2 separate regions of the Homo sapiens genome follow, and region 1 is linked to region 2. A link is a contact called in ENCODE Hi-C data. All regions are on one chromosome and are shown on one strand. The core of a region is the stretch at or near the end of the contact, and the rest is flanking DNA. Distances in the headings are between cores, read along the strand shown. Region 1 overlaps SEZ6L (seizure related 6 homolog like). Region 2 overlaps MYO18B (myosin XVIIIB).

Region 1 (6,236 bases), core at 1,986-4,485, 550 kb after region 2:
GAGAGCATTAGGAAAAATAGGTAATGCATGCTGGGCTTAATACCTAGCGTGGGTTGATAGGTGCAGCAAACCACCATGGCACATGTTTACCTACATAACAAACCTGCACATCCTGCACATAGGCCCCAGAACTTAAAATTAAAATTTAAATTTAAAAAAACTCTCCTCCCCCATCCCCCAAGCCCAGCCAGAGCACACAGCTTAGAAAAGAGAGTGTGGCCTGGTGTCCATCCCCACTCATCCTCTTAGCTGCATGTCTTTGTACAGGGAACAATCTGCCCAACTGTACATGGCATGCCTGTCCTGCAGACGGGGTTAGGGCCCGTCCTCTCTGCTCTCTTAGCACACAAGCTTTTCTCTTTCCAAGCATTCATCATATCAAATATGATTGTGTCTACTTTCCCATCCCCCTTCCCAGTACATATACAACCAGGCAGTGAGGCCCCTGTGCTTTTTGTTTCTATACTCCTAATGCTTAGCTCAGTCCTGGCATGATCAAGCCCAAGTCTTCAGGAAAAGGAAGGAAGGAAGGAAGGAAGGAAGGAAGGAAGGAAGGAAGGAAGGAAGGAAGGAAGGATGGATGGAAGGAAAGAAGGAAGGAAATGAAGGAAGAAAATGAAGGAGGAAGGAAGAAAGAAAAAAATGGAAGGGGAAAGGAAGGAGGGAGGGAGGAAAGAAAGAAAGAAAGGAAGGAAGGAAGGAAGGAGGAAGGAAAGAAGGAAGGAGGGAGGGTGGGAGGAAAAGAAGGAAGAAAAGAGAAAGAGGGAGAGAGGGAAGGAGGAGAAAAAAGAAAGGAAGGGAGGGAGGGAGAAAGGAGAAGTTGGTTTAGAGGCCAGCCGGACGAGCTTTGGGCACCGCCCTTAGGAGGGCCACCCTCAGAGTCTGACAGCAGGTGAAGGTCCTAAATCTCCCCAAACTAACTGGTGTCTTTTCTCCTCTTCCAAGATGCTCTTCCCGAGGGAGATGCTAGCCCTTTGGGTCCTTACCTCCTGCCCTCAGGAGCCCCGGAGAGAGGCAGTCCTGGCAAAGAGCACCCTGAAGAGAGAGTGGTAACAGCGCCCCCCAGTTCCTCACAGTCGGCGGAAGTGCTGGGCGAGCTGGTGCTGGATGGGACCGCACCCTCTGCACATCACGACATCCCAGCCCTGTCACCGCTGCTTCCAGAGGAGGCCCGCCCCAAGCACGCCTTGCCCCCCAAGAAGAAACTGCCTTCGCTCAAGCAGGTGAACTCTGCCAGGAAGCAGCTGAGGCCCAAGGCCACCTCCGCAGCCACTGTCCAAAGGGCAGGGTCCCAGCCAGCGTCCCAGGGCCTAGATCTCCTCTCCTCCTCCACGGAGAAGCCTGGCCCACCGGGGGACCCGGACCCCATCGTGGCCTCCGAGGAGGCATCAGAAGTGCCCCTTTGGCTGGACCGAAAGGAGAGTGCGGTCCCTACAACACCCGCACCCCTGCAAATCTCCCCCTTCACTTCGCAGCCCTATGTGGCCCACACACTCCCCCAGAGGCCAGAACCCGGGGAGCCTGGGCCTGACATGGCCCAGGAGGCCCCCCAGGAGGACACCAGCCCCATGGCCCTGATGGACAAAGGTGAGAATGAGCTGACTGGGTCAGCCTCAGAGGAGAGCCAGGAGACCACTACCTCCACCATTATCACCACCACGGTCATCACCACCGAGCAGGCACCAGGTATGCAGCCCCCAACTCCTGAAGCCATCCTGAAACAGCCATGAGGCACTCACTATGTTCAGGGCATGTGGGTAGAGGAATCTCAAGAAGCCCCGGCCCCACCATCAGTTACCGTCCATTGAGCACTGACTATGAGCTTCGCCCTGTGGCTCAGAATTAATAGCCTCATTTCATTTGTTTGTTGTTTTGGGGGGTTGTTTTAGCAAAGGGGTCTTGATCTTTCGCCCAGGCTGGAGTGCCATGGCACGATCATAGCTCACTGCAGCCTCAAACTCCTGTGCTCAAGTGATCCTCTTGCCTCAGCCTCTTGAGTAGCTGGGACTACAAGCATGCACTATGATGTCCAGCTAATTTTTTTGTTTTTTGTAGAAAGGGGGTCTTGCTTATTGTCCAGGCTGGGGAACTCCTGGGCTCAAGCAATCCTCCCACCTCAGCCTCCCAAAGCACTGGGATTACAGGCATGAGCCAGGACACTCAGCCAACATCCCCATTTTAAAGATGAGACAACTGAAACCCTGAGACCCCCAAGCAACCTGCCAAAGGTCACACAGCTAATGAGCAAGATTCAAAACCTTTTCATCTTGGAACGGAATTCTTCATTTAACCTGCTTCAAAGCCACTAGCCTTTTCAAAGCACATTTGCTTTTAGCATTACATGTATTTTCTAGACTTGATAAAATGCTCTTCTGTGTTCCAGTCTTCTCTACCATCTTTAAAATGGGAGAAGGACCCCCAATTGTCAAGCATACATGGATTTTGGACAAGTGCAATGTGGCCACCCTTCAAAGCACGTGAGCTCTGGGTCCAAATCCTGCTTGCTGTTTGAGCTCGGCCCCTCTCTGAGCTTTTGTTTACTTCCCTCTAAACTGGGGATGAAATATTATCAGTCCCTATGAGAATAAGTGGGGTCACCCCTGTTGACTAGCTAAAATGGTGCCTAGCAGGATATAGTAAGTGATCATTCTGTGTCAATTATTGCTATTTTTATTATCATGTCAATTCTGGAGCTGAGGAATTAACAGCAGAAGGACAGATGGGAACAGCAAAATGCAGGTTCCCCTAAAGCCCCCATTCCACCCCACAGCCCATGGTTGAGCTTACATCCAAGTTGTCTTTGGTGTCCTAATTAAAGTCCTTCCTTCCAGCTCTCTGCAGTGTGAGCTTCTCCAATCCTGAGGGGTACATTGACTCCAGCGACTACCCACTGCTGCCCCTCAACAACTTTCTGGAGTGCACATACAACGTGACAGTCTACACTGGCTATGGGGTGGAGCTCCAGGTAACCCCAGGAGAGTACCTCACAGAGGCTGCCTCGTCTAGCAGGAAGTCTCAGGAGGATTGTCTGAGTCAGGCTTACTGTTATGCTAACTAGTTTGGTTCTGTCTTTGCCCAACCAGGCCAACTTTAGCTGGGTTTTGGCGAATGAGTAGGAGTTCTTAACTCAATGCTTTGCTAAAATAGCTTGTGGGGATAGAGGGAACATGCTGACAAATTCTGAGGTATTTCCCAGAAGGAAAATCCCTTGATACTCTGCTTATCTCACACACACATACACACACGCATGCACGTGCATAAACACACACACACACACACACACACACACACACACACGGAAGCTCCACCTGATTCATTTGATTCTTTCTTGCTTGCTTGCTTCCTTATTTCTCTTTCTCTTTCTTTCTTGCTTGCTTGCTTGCTTCCTGCTTTCTTGCTTCTTTCTCTTTCTCTTTCTTTCTTTCTTTCTTGCTTGCTTGCTTGCTTCCTGCTTTCTTGCTTCTTTCTCTTTCTCTTTCTTTCTTTCTTTCTTTCTTTCTTGCTTGCTTGCTTGCTTTCCTTCATTTTCTGGTTATTAGGACATTTTATTCTTAAACTTTTGCCCATACAGTAAGAAAGGAAAAGCAGGGTGGCATAATGCTCAAACATCTGGGTTTTAAGTCCTACCTCTTCCAGTTAAAACTGCGTGACTTTGAACAAGGAACTTCACCTCTCTGAGCCTCAGTTTCCCGATCAATAAAATAGGAATAATGTTACTGCTTTGTAAAGTTTGGGGGAGCAGTAAATATGACAATGCAGAGATCATTTGGCCACAGCCCAGCAGAGAGAGAGGGAGGAGAGAGAGAGAAATCATTTGGTCAGAGCCCAGCAGAAATCGCGACCATGCAGTGCATGTTATCCATTATCTTCAGTATGCTAATCACCCTGAATGTGTTCCTTTTTCTCATGGGAAATAAAGAGCCATCAAAAGTTTCTGAGCTGGGGCAGGTGTATGACCTTACCTTAGGAAGGTTTTTTGTTTTTGTTTTTGTTTTACTTGTATAAGAGAGACAAAAGGTAAGCCCCTCAGCAGTAGAACCTGTAGTCTTTGCAGTCCCCAGAGCTTTGCACAAGTGTGTGGCACATTGTAGGTCCTTAATAATTGTTCATGGAATTAAAATAAACTGGAGAAAACCTGCAGTCCAGATTATTATAGTGCTTAAGAACCCTTTCCTCCATGTCATGAAGAGTATTGGACCCAGTATGTGTCCAGTACTGTGTGGAGCCTTTTACCAGGCACAGTAGAGTTCATTCATTGAGCAATTAGAATGCACCAGGCAAAGCTGTTGACACAGGAGAATATGTTGATGTAAAAAACTGATGCAATGCCTGCCCTAAAAGAGAAATACGTAGGATGCCATTTAGTAGGGACTCTAATTGGTGTTTTAGAGGTTGTTGTAGAATCGCAGCAAAGGAACAGGCAAACTCCTTGGCAATCAGGGAAGGTCTCATAGAGGAGGGCAATTTTAATGGGGCTTTGGTGAATGAGTAGGAGTTCATCAAAGAGAAAAGAGGATAAGATATAGGGCCTGAAGGAAGAAGAGCTTGTGGGTAAGGCCTGCCCTGTTTAGAGGAGAGGCAGAGAAACTAAAGTTCCAAGCCCTACTCATAAAAGCGTAAGTCTTCAAATTAGGCATTGAGACCTGACTAAATTCTCCCTTACACACACACGCGCACATACCATTTGTTCAGCCTCCCTGCGTACAACTAAAGTATCTCGCTTCTTTCTTCTCAAATCCCACAGAGTGTAAATGGCAAAGCAAGTGTCTGATTCTTTGAGATAGGGGTTGATTGTCCTGCAGTTGTAGCCACCACTGGGGAGAATAAGAGAATGGGCCAGAGAGTGCCCTAGAAATGAGGCCCCCACCCCTCACTTACCAATTTATGCAGAAAATGGAAGAATATATTCAATCTTTTTTAAATATTTTCTGAGCACTTAATATGTGCCAGGTACTATTCTAGGCACTGGAAACATTGAACAGCATGGAGAAATCCCTAACCTTGCAGAGTATACATTCTGGTAGAATGCTTCTCCCGGCTCCCTGGAGATTGGATCTCAAGCACAAGCTGATCCAACTGCTGCCTCCACTCACCAGCTCCAGGATAATCTATCCCACCCACTAGCATCCAGGGCCTGTGCCAAAGGCCCCTCTTACAGGACACAGCAATGGGGGCCTCACATTGCAAGTCCCTTGCAATGCCTCTGCCTTGCAGTTTGGTTTCACTCTATCCCCTTGGCTTTTGGGGAAATTAGGGGGACCTTGATATTCCCAGGGCTCCTGTGGGCTCGGCATGGGGCCCAGGGGTCCCGTTGACCAGGGGCTAGCAGTACCTGGGCCACTTTTCACTGACTTCTTTGCAACCTTAGAAGGCTCTGTCTCAAACACAACTCAGAGTTCCTCTCTGTCTGCTTCTGCCTGTTCCCAGGTGAAGAGTGTGAACCTGTCCGATGGGGAACTGCTCTCCATCCGCGGGGTGGACGGCCCTACCCTGACCGTCCTGGCCAACCAGACACTCCTGGTGGAGGGGCAGGTAATCCGAAGCCCCACCAACACCATCTCCGTCTACTTCCGGACCTTCCAGGACGACGGCCTTGGGACCTTCCAGCTTCACTACCAGGGTAGGGTCAGGCCAAGGCTGATGAAACATAGGCGTTTGCCTCAGTTTCCCTCTGGAGAAAAGGATTTTAAAACTTTTTGTGCCAGGGACCTCTCTGACAGTTTGGTAAAACCTACAAACCCCTTCTCAGAATAATGTTTTTAAAAGTATAAAATAAAATATATACAATTTTAAAGAAAACGGTATTACTGAGCTGCAGTTATCAAAATACTGTTATAATCTATGATGCCTTAATCTATGTGCTTTTTATTAATTCATTAAACAATGTCTTCTAGTAGTTCTTATAATTGCTGACATTTCAAAGTACTAAGGAGCATAAGAAATAGGTTGAGATATCCATTATGATATGAAAAATATCTGTGGTTTCTCTTGGTGTCAAAGTCACAGGTTCTACTACAATGTTTCAGTTTGTTGCCAGGAAAATAGCACAGCTAAGGTAGAGGTTAATGAAAATAAGCAAGCAGCTTTCCTTCATTCAAGTTCACAGGCCCTGAATTCAATATATAGATCCACTGTGCGTCCACAGACTCCTGATAAAGAGCCTTAACAGGGTACTTCTCTCTTTTCTTCTTCCTCTACTGGTTTTCCTTTTTGTCTGTTCCTGTCTTCTCTGTTTT
Region 2 (6,003 bases), core at 165-2,664:
TGGGGAGGTAGCTCTCTGAGAAGGAAGAAAAAGCATCAGACTTTACTCATTGGGACATGAGGACCTTAGTTCTGCTATTGTCGCTGTAGGACCTCGAGAAAGTCACTTCCCTTCCCTGGTCTATGGATGCCAGGATATAGGAGAAGTAGGTTTTGTGGCTTCTGAGGGCCTTTCGGAGCTCTGGTTCCAAGGAAGAAACACAATTAGAGCAGACTCCAAATGTCCTATGTATTAGTGACCTCCCTGTCAATGGACATGACCAAGAGGGAACTCATTGACTGTCTATCCTGGAAATTCCTTGTGAAGTGAGCTGGGTCTCTGGGGTTTCTCCATGTGTAAAGGCCCCAGGTTCTGATGCTGAGGGGCATTTCTGGCAGCCTTCACACCTGCTGCTCCCTGCCCGCCATTCTTCTTCATCTCACCACCCCATCTGCTTTTCTCTTCCTTCCTCCCTCCCTCTTCAACATTTCATTTTCCCTCCATCAACCTTCCTGCCCTTGCTTCTCACTCATCCCTCTCCCTTTCTCACCTTCATGTGTATTGTTGTGAGCACGGTCTGAATCCCTGGCTATAGCTGGCTGTGAGCCACCCTTGCCCTGATTAGGGAGAGGATCTGTGTGCTGGGCAAAGTCCCTTTTCATTATTGCCTGGCTCTTTGGCCATCAAACTCCAGGCTTGGGTGAAGTAGGCTGGACTTTGTATGGAATCATGAGTCTCTTTTGTCCATTTAGCCTGTGGATGGCAATAGATAGCACTTATGCCCCATTCCCTCTTTCCACGCCCAGGGCAGACATTAATAAACAATCAGAGCACCCTTCTTCCACTCAGCCCAGATAAAAGCTCACAGTCCTTCCCATGTAACCCACGAGGCAGCCACTATCCGTCTATCAGGATTGATATGTGAATTAAAACCTACTTCCCTACTGACTGTATCAGTCAAGGGCCCACTAGAAAACAGCACCCTCAACTGGTATCCTGGAGAGCCTTTTTAATGAAAGAACTCTCCCAAGAAATGTGTGCAGGGTTAGGGGAACCAACAAAGCATGTTGAAGCCCTCAGAGATAAGCAGTGGTGGGAATACCTTACTAGCCTTGGGGCTGTATGGGACAAGGGAGAGGAGGGGTGATTTAGGAACACAGAGATAGCTGGAGTTGGTGGACAGGGACCACTTGAAGGGTGTTGTGGTTGTAGATGGAGAAACACAGCATTTCTAAAATTAGGGCCTGATACAGAGAGAGGTGGGTAGAGTGGGAACTAAATACCTTGACCACTAGTTCCTCTCATATGCAGGTCCTCCCAGAGCCTTCCATTGGCCAAACGAGGGGAAGCCAGAGAGCAAGAGAGCCTGGGGGTAGGGAGCACAATGCCTAGTGGTCAGCTCCTGGGGCACACAGCAGTGTGGCCTGAAGGTGGCCCTTGGAGAGGGCATGCCACGTGGATGTCAGGGCGGTCGTCTTGTTCCCCATTACTCAATCCTCTCCTGGGACGTTCTTTTCCTTCTTGGGGTGAGGCAGCTGTAAAGTCAGGGCTATAGTAGGGTGCAGAGGGCTCACTCCAGTGGGGCCATTTGAGGAGTTTAGGAAAAAAACTGTTTACCAAAGTAGGGGCAGGATGCAATGGTAGCATTAAGGTTAACAGTCAGCAAATGACAGCCCACGGCCAGATCCAACTCTCTGCCTGGTTTTAAAAATAAAGTCAAATTGAAACAGCCATGCCCATTCATTTACGTACTAAGTATGGCTGCTTGTGAGCCGCAAGGGTGGAGCTGAGTCATTGTAACAGAGAACCTACAGGCCTCAAAGCTCAGAAGATTTCCTATCTGGCGCTTTACAGAAAATATTTGCTGCCGCCTCCTTTAAGGGATGCTGCAGCACTTTGAGGATAGCAACAGTGAAGCTGTTACTTTTCTGGGCCTGAACTGTCAGAGGAGGGAGCTGCTGCCGCAACAGGAGAGGGGAGAGAGTGGAGAGAACAGCCTGAAGGCGCCTTTGGGAGAGGGAGGAAGGCAACCATGGTCATCCAGGAGGGAGAGTGAGTGAAGACACAGATGCCCTCTGATCTCCTACTAGTGGATGATTCCCATTAGCTTAACCCACCTGGAAGATGGAAAGTGAGGGAGTCCATTGGAAGAGTCCACAGGGTCAGCAGCCAGACATAGAGCAAAGTAGAAGAGATGGAGGGGGAATCTGAAGATGGTGTCTTCAGTTCTCCAGCATCCTTTTTTTCCCTCGCTGTCTGGCCTCCGATATGACCATCACAGAAACCAGGTGTCAGGCAGTCAGATCATTCCTGCTGAGCATCTAAGCTCCATGCTGGTGTTCTCACTGGCCAACCCCTCTGCCTGCCTCCAGGAACCTTGTGGAACAGCTGAGGAATTACATGCTTACACTCACCAACCAGACTATGGGCAAGACAGAATTCTAAATGAAGATCCAATTAATAAAGAACCAAATAGTGACCTAAGCCTTGTGGCCAGTGGAGGGGAGGGCAGGTGACAGCGGGTGTTTGGGTGGAGGCTGCAGGAGGCTGTCATAGAATCCTGCAGGGTGACATTGGCTGGCACCCTCAGGCATGGTGTCATGGAGGAAGGTGTCCCCACAGGCACGTGAAGGATGGCGGAGTCAGAGCCAGGAAGGGGAAGGAAACAGCTTTTATTGAGAAGCTGCTGTGTGCCAGGCACACGTGGCAGTCCATGCTGGGAGGCCAGTGTGCTAAAGTGGCTGTGAGCTCAGCCTCTAAAGTCAGACCATCTGGTCCACGAATCAGCCCCACCACCTCCTGGCTGGGTGCAAGACACATCCCCTCCCTCTGCCTGAGTGTCCTGAGATAAGAGTTACTCAGAGAATCCACCTCTTCGGATGGAAAGAGTAAATGATGTGATCTACTTAAGTCCTCAGTATTGAGTAATGCAGAAATCCTAGTGGTACCATTATCCATAGCCCTGATTTTGTCGTGTCCCCTCCTGCTAGGGAGGAAGGACAGAAATCTCAGAGTGGAACAGAAAAAATACAGGGATTTAGGCACTTAGGTTATCTTTACCTCCTCCTGTGTGACCTTGATCCAATTTGTTAACCTTTCTGATCCCAACTACCACACGCCCTGTGCTGTGACTAACACCAAACAGATGCTAAGTAAATACCAGTGCCCCCTGCACACTCTGCCCTACCCCTGAATGTACCTACTTGAGCCAGCTTCCTAGGCTTCCACAGCTTGCCACCACGACATAGGGCACGTCTGAGGCTTGGCCTGGCACCCACAGATTGGTCCTCTCTTATCATCACTGATGTGGAGCTTTGATGGGAAGCTGAGCATGTGTGGGAGGAGTCAGGCACACCTTGGGGTAAGTCTCACCTTGGCTTTCTTGCTGGGGGACCTCAGACAAGTGTCTCGACCTCTCTGAGTCTGTCTGTTCTGTGGGAGTGATGCCAACCATGTGGTCCTATTGTGGGAATGAAATGTGATCATGGATTTTAATATAATGAAATTCCAGGTCCAGTAGGAATATAAGGGTCATGGGGGAGTTTAGGAGTAAGGATCTATATCGGTGCTTGGCACACGGTTGGTTCTCCCTAAATGTTCTGTGAATTGTCTTGTGCTGGGTGCTGGGCTGGGGTCTTCAGTCCGGTTTTAACCGTGGAGTAAAGGGAAAGTGAAAATCTGATTGAGAGAGGTTACCAGGGATCCAGCACATGCTTGTTATGTGGGTGTCCTCTCACTGCACGGCTAGGAAAACTGAGGCTCAGAGAGCTCCCTGGGGTGTCAAAGGATGTGAACTCAGGCCATGATAAACATGCTTTCCCATTATGTGTGGATGCAGACAGCACAGGGGGACATCAGAAATCTCTGCCCACAGACTTGCTGCTCTGTCCCTTCTCAGGCTCATTTCTAACTGTTCATTCATTCACCTACTTATTCATTTGACAAATATTTAACTTTTATTTTAATTAATTTTTTTTTTTTTTTTTGAGACGGAGTCTCGCTCTGTCGCCCAGGCTGGAGTGCAGTGGCGGGATCTCGGCTCACTGCAAGCTCCGCCTCCCGGGTTCACGCCATTCTCCTGCCTCAGCCTCCCAAGTAGCTGGGACTACAGGCGCCCGCCACTACGCCCGGCTAATTTTTTGTATTTTTAGTAGAGACGGGGTTTCACCGTTTTAGCCGGGATGGTCTCGATCTCCTGACCTCGTGATCCGCCCGCCTCGGCCTCACAAAGTGCTGGGATTACAGGCGTGAGCCACCGCGCCCGGCCTTTAATTAATTTTTTAAGAGACAGAGTCTATTACTGCCACTTGGACTGGAGAGCAGTGGCGTGATCACAGCTCACTGTAGCCTTGAACTCCTGGGCTCAAGTGATCCTTCTGCCTCAGCCTCCTGCATAGCTGCAAGCCACAGCTATGCAGCTGCCACTACACCTGGCTAATTAAAAAAAAATTTTTTTAGACATGGGGTTGAGAGGTGACAACATGCTAGCAGCCCTTGCTCGCTCTCGGTGCCTCCTCCGCCTCGGCGTCCACTCTGGCCATGCTTGAGGAGCCCCTCTCTAGGCTGGCCGAGGCCGGAGCCGGCTCCCTCTGCTTGCCGGGAGGTGTGGAGGGAGGGACGCAGGCGGGAACCGGGGCCAGTGCGAGTTCCGGGTGGTCGGAGGCTCCGTACTCGGAGCGGCCGGCTCGCGCCGCTAGCCCCGGACAGTGAGGCGCTTAGCACCCAGGCCAGCAGCTGCGGAGGGTGCGCTGGGTCCCCCAGCACTGCTGGCCCGCCCGCGCTGCGCTCGAATTCTCACCGTGCCTCAGCCGCCTCCCCGCGGGGCAGGGCTCAGGACCTGCAGCCTGCCATACCCGAGCCCCCCACCACTGGTTAGGATCGCGCGCGGCCAGAGCCTCCACGGCACCGCGTCCCATGGACTGCCCAAGCGCTGATCAGTGCGGGAAGCTCAGCCCGTGGCCCCAGCGCAAGATCCACAAGGCGACCCCAGCTGGCCTCCCGGTCGGCAGGGGCGGGTGTGGGGGGGGCGGGGGTTGCTGGATTGGAGAACTTTCATGTCTAGCTAAAGGACTGTAAACGCACCAATCAGCAGTCTGGCACTCTGTGTCTAGCTAAGGATTTGTAAACGCACCAATCAGCACCCTGTCAAAACAGACCAGTCAGCTCTCTGTAAAACGGACCAGTCAGCTCTTTGTAAAACGGACCAATCAGCTCTCTGTAAAATGGTCCAATCGGCAGGATGTGGGTGGGGTCAGATAAGGGAATGAAAGCAGGCTGCCAGCACCAGCACTGGTAACCCGCCCGGGTCTCCTTCCGCGTTGTGGGGTGGTTGTGTTTTCGCTCTTTGCAATAATTCTTGCTGCTGGTCGATTGTTGGGTCTACGCTGCGTGTGTGAGCTGTAACACTCACCGCAAAAGTCTGTAGCTTCACTCCTGCAGCAGGCGAGACCACGAACCCATCAGGAGGAACGACCAACTCCAGACGCGGTGCCTTTAAGAGCTGTAACATTCACCGCGAAGGCCTGCAGCTTTACTCCTGAAGTCAGTGAGACCGCGAACCCATGAGAAGGAAGAAACTCCAGACCCGTCCGAAAGTCAGAAGGAACAAACTCTGGATATACCGTCTTTAAGAACTGTTAACACTCACTGCGAGGGTCCACGGCTTTATTCTTGAAGTTAGCGAGACCAAGAACCCGCCAATTCCAGACACAGGGTCTTTATGTTGCCCAGGCTCTTTTGGAACTATTGGCTTTTAAGTGATGCTCCTGTCTTGGCTTCTGGAAGTGCTGGTGTTTCAGGTGTGATCTGCTGTGCCTGAACTAACAAATGTTGATTGAAAGCTAAGTATGTGCTAGGCACTAAGGACTACAGTAAGTGAAGAGAACGCGTTGAGAATTCTGGCCTTCATAGGGGCTGCTCTGGAGGAGGAGTAGGGTGGGATTGGGAGTTAAGCTGCAATTTAAATAGGGAGTGAGCACAGGCACATTGAGAAGACTTTAGGTGACGATGTGAGCCATGCAGCAG

The links. Hi-C counts contacts between places; a loop is a spot of excess contacts on that map. Pooled maps may share reads with other maps.
Region 1: a pooled map shows a loop between it and region 2 (3-fold over the local background). The contact joins two enhancer-like sites. A Hi-C loop is called at or near these places in 2 of 50 pooled maps.

The regions. Positions count from the first base shown.
Region 1 is chr22:26,291,461-26,297,696 of GRCh38, forward strand. SEZ6L (seizure related 6 homolog like) reads left to right here. Exons shown (of 17, transcript NM_021115.5): 2 at 946-1,686; 3 at 2,832-2,965; 4 at 5,428-5,620. Among named protein-coding and RNA genes, the nearest start is that of SEZ6L-AS1, 48 kb to the left of the region's middle. Within about 2 kb of position 3,236, at least 3 of the 41 ENCODE cell types and tissues checked have a DNase peak (open chromatin) inside an H3K27ac peak, as active enhancers do.
Region 2 is chr22:25,748,241-25,754,243 of GRCh38, forward strand. The region is part of intron 1 of MYO18B (myosin XVIIIB); the gene reads left to right. Among named protein-coding and RNA genes, the nearest start is that of MYO18B, 9.1 kb to the left of the region's middle. RefSeq lists an enhancer at 1,870-1,919. Within about 2 kb of position 1,415, at least 4 of the 41 ENCODE cell types and tissues checked have a DNase peak (open chromatin) inside an H3K27ac peak, as active enhancers do.